3 separate regions of the Homo sapiens genome follow, and regions 2 and 3 are each linked to region 1. Evidence: chromatin loops called from intact Hi-C (ENCODE). Cell type or tissue: ascending aorta. All regions are shown on one strand.

Region 1 (2,500 bases):
GCCCACGCCACCACGCTGGGCTAATTTTTGTATTTTTAGTGGAGATGGGGTTCCCATGTTGGCCAGGCTGGTCTTGAACTCCTGGCCTCAGGTGATCCGCCAGCCTTGGCCTCCCAAAGTGCTGGGATTACAGGCGTAAACCACCGTGCCTGGACTATTTTCCTTATTAAAAACATTTACAGATCATGTGCCAGACTAGGTGTTGAAAATATAAAAATACAACTAGGCTGGGTGTGGTGGCTCACGCCTGTAATCCCAGCTACTTGGGAGGCTGAGGCATGAGAATTGTTTGAACCCGGGAGATGGAGGATAGAGTGAGCTGAGATTGGGCCACTGCACTCCAGTCTGGCGATACAGCGAGAGCGACAGAGCCTGCTTCATACCCCTTTGTAAGCCATCCCTCCTCCTCTCTGCCCATCCCTTAAGCAACCATTGAGCTCCTTTTCTCACTATATATGTGCTAACATTACATATATATTTTGAGAGGCTGAGGTGGATGGATCTCTTGAGGTCAGGAGTTTGAGACCAGCCTGACCAACATGGTGAAACCCATCTCTACTAAAAATACAAAAAGTAGACGGGCCTGGTGGTGCATGCCTGTAGTCGCAGCTACTTGGGAGGCTGAGGCAGGAGAATCGCTTGAACCCGGGATGCAGAGGTTGCAGTGAGCTGAGATTGCGCCACTGCACTCCAGCCTGGGCAACAGTGAGAGACTCTTGTCTCAAAAAAAAAAAAAAAAAAGGAAACAAAATAAATATTAGACATATCTACTCTCTTATGGTTATAGTAATTGAAATTTTAACTCTTACATCATGCTATATTCCCACCTTTCCTTTCCCCTTACCTCATCCTCCCAATAGAAAGTTATAGCATAGTTCTGGCTGAATCAATAGTCAGTGTTTACATTAGTATTACTGTGTAAATGATATCCATTGAGGAGCCAAGTAGTATATATTGATTGTTTCATGTCTTGAACAACCCTTTATTGTTAAATTATAATTTATTTAAAATTTTACTTTGTTTACTATGTACCTATCTTCAGTTTATTTCCTAAATGTCAATTCTGGCAAATGCCTATTAATATTTTCTTTCAAATGGTCAACATATCAGATAATCTTAGACGATAATTTTTCTTTTCCTGGAAACTTGCCTCATTGTCTGCCAAGTCACTTTTTAGTCACTAGCACCACCTGCTGACTCTTGGTGAAGTGGAAAGACAGAATTATGATTCACAGGGTTGATGTTCTTAAATCGGAAAATCTCCTTTCTGTGGTCTCTGACTTTGAGAATGACATTCTGGAGGAAGGAATGTGGTCCTTGTCATAGGAGTAGCGGAGAATATAAAATCACTAAATAAGGTCTTTCCTTTGTTCTGTTATCCTCTTCTTTTGTATGTTTCCTAGAAGAAGAAAAGTCTCTGTTGTAATCTTCCTTGTCATGCTATGGTCATTCTAAGCCTTTTGTCTGATCTACCAAGAAAAGAGAGAAAGATGTGCTACTCAATTAAAAAAAAAAAAAACTACAGCTTTATTGACGTATACTTGGTGTATGATAAATTGTACATATTTAAGGTGTGTCATTTCATGGGTTTTGACATATACAAATATATATATATATCCATGAAACCACTGTCACAATCAAAATGATGAACATATCTATCACCCCCATGAGTTTCGTCATGCCCCTTTGGGTTGTTTTGAGACAGAGTCTTGCTGTATCGCGTAGGCTGGAGTGCAGTCACGTGATGTCGGCTTTGTGCAACCTCCACCTCCTGGGTTCAAGCGATTCTTGTGCCTCAGCCTCCTGAGTAACTGGGATTTCAGGCTCATGCTACCACACCCAGTAGAGACAGGGCATTTTAGTGGAGACAGGGTTTTTAGTGGAGACAGGGTTTTTAGTAGAGACAGGGCTTTTTATTAGAGACAGGGTTCTGCCATGTTGGCCAGGCTGGTCTCAAACCCCTGGCTTCAAGTTATCCACCCTCCTAAGCCTCCCAAAATGCTGGGATTGCTGGTGTGAGCCACCGCATCCGGCCTACTTCATGCCCCTTTGTAAGCCATCCCTCCTTCACTCTGCCCATTCCTTAAGCAACCATTGATCACCTTTTCTCACTATATGTTTGCTAACATTTTATATATTTTTACAGTCCATGATCTGCTGAAGATTTTTAATAATTTGATATGAATGGAAGCAGATGGTATATACTCTTTTTTTTTTTTTGCGGGGCAACAGCTTTTTTCACTTGCATAATTACTTTGAGATTTATCCATGTTGTGTATATCAGGAATTAATTTCATTTTATTGCTGTGTATTCAATTATGTGAATTTACTGCAGTTGGTGTATCCATTCACCATTTCAACATTGAGTTGTTTCCAGTTTTTGGTTATTACAGATAAAACTGTTATAAGCATTTGTATATAAGTTTTTGTGCAGCACATGTTATCATTTCTCTTGGGTCAGTACCTAAGTTTGGAATGTCTGGTTTGTATGGTAAGTGTA
Region 2 (2,500 bases), 100 kb before region 1:
GTTAGGGAGGGGATAATAGGAATCAGACTAGCCACGTGGAAGGTCACATCACATTTCTTTTTTGTCTCCTTACCCCTATAGGGCTTAGGATGAAGATTTTATATATTTAGATACAAATCTCAGCCAAGCATGGTGGCTCATGCCTATAATCCCGGCACTTTGGGTGGCTGTCGGGGGCGGATTGCTTGAGTCCAGGAGTTAAAGACCAGCCTGGCCAACATAGCAAAACTCTGTCTCTAAAAAAAAAAAAATTAGCCAGGCGTGGTAGCACACGCCTATAGTCCCAGCTACTCGGGAGGCTAAGGTGGAAGGATCACCTCAGCCTGGGAGGTTGAGGCTAGAGTGAGCCATGATCATGCCACTGCACTCCAGCTTGAATGACAGAGTGAGACCCTGTTTCAAAAAAAAAAATTAGCTGTGCGTGGTGGCGCGTACCTAGTAGTCCCAACTACTGAGCTGTGGTTGCACCACTGCACTCCAGCCTAGACAACAAAGTGAGACCCTATCTTTAAAAAATAATAATAATTATTATATACAATATATAACTATATAATATATAATTATGTTATATATTATATGTATATTATATATAATATATAATTATGTTATATATTATATGTATATTATATATAATATATAATTATGTTATATATTATATGTATATTATATATAATATATAATTATGTTACATATTATATGTATATTATATATAATATATAATTATGTTATATATTATATGTATATTATATATAATATATAATTGTTATATATTATATGTATATTATATATAATATATAATTATACATTATATATTATATAATTATTAGATACAAATCTTACACAAGGTCCTAGGCAGCTTTAGCCCCTGCCAGTCTCAATATTCAAACAGTCATATGTGAGGGCATAAAAATGCACAAGGACACAGACACACATACAAGAAATGTACAACCAGTGTTCGCTTCCTAACCTAAATCCCAAAGAATTTTAACTATAATGGTCCCAATTCCAAACAATCTATGTATCTTCCATCCCCACCAGAAACCAAGAAGTTAACTTCCCTCACCTGTCAGGAACACCAGGGGCAAGAACAGGTGAGTGACGAAGGGGAGTTCCATGCCTGATCGGTTTCTGTCCAGTATGAGAAGTCCTCTGGCCTCTGTCCCTCTCCTTTTCTGTTTTCTTCACTTTCCCTCCCATCCTGCCCCCTCCCAATGGCAGCTAAAAATAAAGTTGGAAGGAATGGGAGGAGTGATGGTGGGGAACTGTGGGGAGCCCCAGACCAAGGAAAACACTGAGCGATCTTAGTCTATTTCTCTGCCTTGGTGCTGCCCCCTGGAGGCCTCATCTCTATATCCAGAGAACATATTTTTTTGCCCATTTCTGCTATTTCTTTTTTTCTACTGTTTATTGTTGCCAGGTCAATAATGCTTTCCTCAAATTTGGAACAGGAGTGGGAGATGGATTCTTTTTTATAAGAAAAGAATCTTAAACTTTTGTTTAAAAGTTTTAGACAAATTATTTATATTGAGAATACAGACAGGGTTTCACTATGTTACCCAGGCTGGTCTTGAACTCCTGAACTCAAGGAATCCTCCCACCTCAGCCTCCCAAAGTGAGCCACTGCACCCAGCTGGGAGATAGGAGATAGATTCAGATTTTTTTTTTTCTTTTTTAAGGCAGAGTCTCACTCTGTCACCCAGGCTGGAGTGCAGTGGCACAATCTTGGCTCACTGCAACCTCTGTCTCCCACGTTCAAGCATTTCTCATGCCTCAGCCTCCCAGGTAGCTGGGACTACAGGCACATGCCACCATGCCTGGCTAATTTTTTATTTTTAGTAGAGGCAGGGTTTCACCATGTTGGCCAGGCTGGTCTTGAACTCCTGACCTTAAGAGATCCACCTGCCTCGGCCTCCCAAAGTGCTGGGATTACCGGCGTGAGCCACCACGCCTGGCCGATAGATTCACTTCCTAACCTTATTTATCTCAACCTGGAATATGGAAAATGAAAGAGCTGATAGCAGTGGTATCATTTCCCTACCCACCCAGGGGAGTCTCAACTTGTGAAGACACAGCTCCAAATCCTTACCAGCCCCACTCCACTTGGTTCTGTCCTTGGCTCTTAGCCTATGCTGTCATATGGCATTCTGCTTCTTAGAGGGATTATATCTGAACTGGTATGAGATGTGCTTTGTGGAGCCAGGACAATAACTTTAGTATTAGACCACTCCTCTGCCACCCCAACTCCTCAGCTAGGTTATAAACTTCTTAAAGTTGGGAGTGTGGAGCTTCTTAGATTTTTGGATGCCCACTAAGTATGTTGCTTTACATACTGTAGGTGCTCAAGAAAAATAATGTGGGTGATGTTAGTGGCTAATCCCGAGAAAAACCCAAACCACAGTGACAGGAATAGGGGCCTCAAATTACCAAAAAATGAGGGACCAGACCAAATGTCGATGAGCAAACTGAACTTTAATTTGCTTACCTGAAAGGCTTGCTCTTC
Region 3 (2,500 bases), 120 kb before region 1:
CAACAGCACGTAGAAACACATCTTCACAATCTGGGAGATGGGTCAGAGAGCAGGAACACCACCACCTGGTGCTCCAGTATACTTTCTCCCTTAATCCTCACAAGGCATGATATGGTAGATTATTTTATGACAAAATAGTTTTATAATAATAGTTACCATTTACTGAGCATTTACTAAATGCTCACTTTTCTTGGATTATTTCATTTTGTCTTCATGACCCTAATAGGTTTAAAGATGAGAAAGCCAAGACTTAGAGAAGTTAAGTCTGTCCTAGGTCAAACAGACTTTTTAAGTTGTGTAGCCTAGATTTAAACCCAAATCTGCCTTCATTGTTAACCACTGTAATACACAGCCTTTTATTATCTGAGCCTCAAGGAAGTTATGATTTGCTGAAGGCCATACAGCTAATAAATGGCAGATAGGATTTCAATCTAAACCTCTGTGCTTCCCAGACCTTTATACTTTCTGGTCACTTAAGCAGGTGAGAATTACAGGAGGCTAGAATACATCTCCTGTGGGAAAGCCACAGAAAACATTTAAAATACTTCTTAACTTTGCCTTCCAGGGACTCCACTCTGTAAAATCCCAGGCAAAACAAGTATCTACCTCTCACTATTACTGAGCAGTCTATATCCTAGGGAATACATATAGAGCCAAAAGTCATTTGACACTGAACTTTATTTGTTCTGACCATCTGATATACTGTCCACCCCACTGGGAAACAGAGACAATGCCCATGAGGGTGGGCCTCTGCAGAAGGCCAGAGACATGCCAAAATAAATACTGTGGTCAGGCCTCAGGAACAGCCTGGGAGGACAGGTTCTGTGACTGCTAGTCAACCACCCAATCAGGTCTTCTCTCTTCTCAGCTCTTAATGAGTGCTGATTCTTCAAAAGGCTCCCAGAGCTGCACTCTGGAGACCAATAACTGACTTCGATATCTCAAGTCTTGATTACAAAGAAATATAAGTTACCCAGTTGTCTATGAGAATCCAACTGCCTTTACTGTCCATGACCCAAATATGGAGTGGGTTGGGGAGGGATCAGAGATAGAAATTAACCTGGAGATTTCCAGTAAGCATCAAGCAAGGGCTGGCAAACTGATTCCACCAGAGAAACCCTGCAAAATATGACCAGGGTTCTAGGGTTGCCCCAGAAACATTTTCCTAGGAGCTATTTGTGCTACATAACCAGTGCTGAGCAAGTAAGGGCTTGCTCCCCAGAGCCCCATGCCACCCATGTAGGTTTCTTAATGCAGACTCCACACTTTTAGATCCCATGGGGCTGCTGCTTCCCAAAGCTGGTAAAGTGAAAGCATTTCCCATCATCAAGTAGCAGTACTCTCTCTCCTGTCTGCTTTCTAAGCAGGCCCCAAGGAGGGCTCAAGAGTGAGTATAAGACTTGAGAGAAGTAGAGAAAATACTGCCTAGGTACACCCAGTCCTCCCTGCTATTCCAGCTCCAGCCACCTGAGGGCTCCTGGCTTCAGAAAATCAGGCACCAGGCCCTGGCTTTGCTCCCAGAAAAGGCTTGGAATCAGGAAGCCTATGCCCAGCGAGCCTGGGGGCAGCTCTGTTTCACCAACACCTGAGGGCGGTCGAGTGCACTACAGGTCTCAGGTTTCAGGGGGGATGGCAGTTGCCTGTCTAAAGGCTTCTCTGTTCCTTGGAATTGTACAGAATGTCTCTTGTGGCTTTTCCTCCTCCCTCCTTTTTTCCTGTTGACTCTCCCCATCCGGCTCTATGAATCACCAGAGTCCACAGGAAAGCAGCAGATGTTGACTTTACTCCTTTCAAGCCAACGTCAGCTCCCTCCTGTGGAGTGGGGAACAGGCAGGAAAGTGAGAGGGTGGAAGAATCGAGGAAGATAACCCTCATCCTTTCCAAACTGTGAGGGAAGATAAAGAGGGAATCTGAAAGGAGTCAGGCACCTAGGCAAAAAAATTATTGATTCCTGGGGATAAAAGGACCCCAAACAAAAGCCCCAGTGTTGGCTATGGAACCAGGATCACGAGGAGGAGGGAAGCAGAGGGTGGGAGCATGGCTAGTTTTGGTGCCAGCTCTTCTTGTCTGAGGTAAAGCCTCATCTCTAGCCAGCAGCATCCCTAGGACTCAAAAGTCAAGTCAGGCTGCTGGTCTGGGGAGATAGTCCAGAGGCGGCTTCTTGTCCCATCTGAGCCCCCAAACCTCTGCTTTTATGCAAGTCTCTTGAAGAAGCTGCCAGGGAGGACTTTCTAGACCCTTATTCTACATTCATTGCTCCAACTTCTCTTCTCTTTTTTCTTCCTCAGGGATTTTCTTATGGGCAAAGAAGCCAAGCTGTAGAAGAAAAGATAAGCGTCACTGCCAAATGCCTAGACTGGGAACCTTGCCAGTAGCTCTCAGACTTATCTGAGGTCTTCACTTTTGTTCTGTTTCCAAAAATGGAATTCAAATTTATTTTATTTGGCTTAGAATAATTTAACCAACATTTGTGGGGTACAGTGAAGGAGATCTGGGCATG

Evidence for each region. Peaks named below come from ENCODE experiments on the same cell type or tissue, not always from the same donor. Only the 100,000 strongest peaks of a DNase experiment are listed, where the experiment ranks them.
Region 2: a loop joins it to region 1, with 2.7 times the contacts of the local background. A loop is called at or near these places in 25 of 110 quality-filtered maps.
Region 3: a loop joins it to region 1, with 2.8 times the contacts of the local background. A loop is called at or near these places in 80 of 110 quality-filtered maps.

Annotation. Positions count from the first base shown.
Region 1 is chr1:146,011,994-146,014,493 of GRCh38, forward strand. No RefSeq gene overlaps it. Among named protein-coding and RNA genes, the nearest start is that of HJV, 8.5 kb to the right of the region's middle. In ascending aorta, a CTCF peak has its summit at 1,191 (motif pointing left); a DNase peak (open chromatin) is centred at 1,188.
Region 2 is chr1:145,908,900-145,911,399 of GRCh38, forward strand. ITGA10 (integrin subunit alpha 10) reads right to left here and starts at 1,151. Exons shown (of 30, transcript NM_003637.5): 1 at 1,064-1,151. The coding sequence starts at 1,115. PEX11B (peroxisomal biogenesis factor 11 beta) reads right to left here. Exons shown (of 4, transcript NM_003846.3): 4 at 2,451-2,500. In ascending aorta, a CTCF peak has its summit at 1,345 (motif pointing left); DNase peaks (open chromatin) are centred at 282 and 1,282; H3K4me3 peaks cover 1,266 bases; H3K27ac peaks cover 1,978 bases.
Region 3 is chr1:145,890,548-145,893,047 of GRCh38, forward strand. It overlaps ITGA10 (integrin subunit alpha 10), which reads right to left. Exons shown (of 30, transcript NM_003637.5): 30 at 661-2,316. The coding sequence ends at 2,251. Among named protein-coding and RNA genes, the nearest start is that of ANKRD35-DT, 5.6 kb to the left of the region's middle. In ascending aorta, a CTCF peak has its summit at 1,491 (motif pointing right); a DNase peak (open chromatin) is centred at 1,534; H3K4me3 peaks cover 1,146 bases; H3K27ac peaks cover 2,500 bases.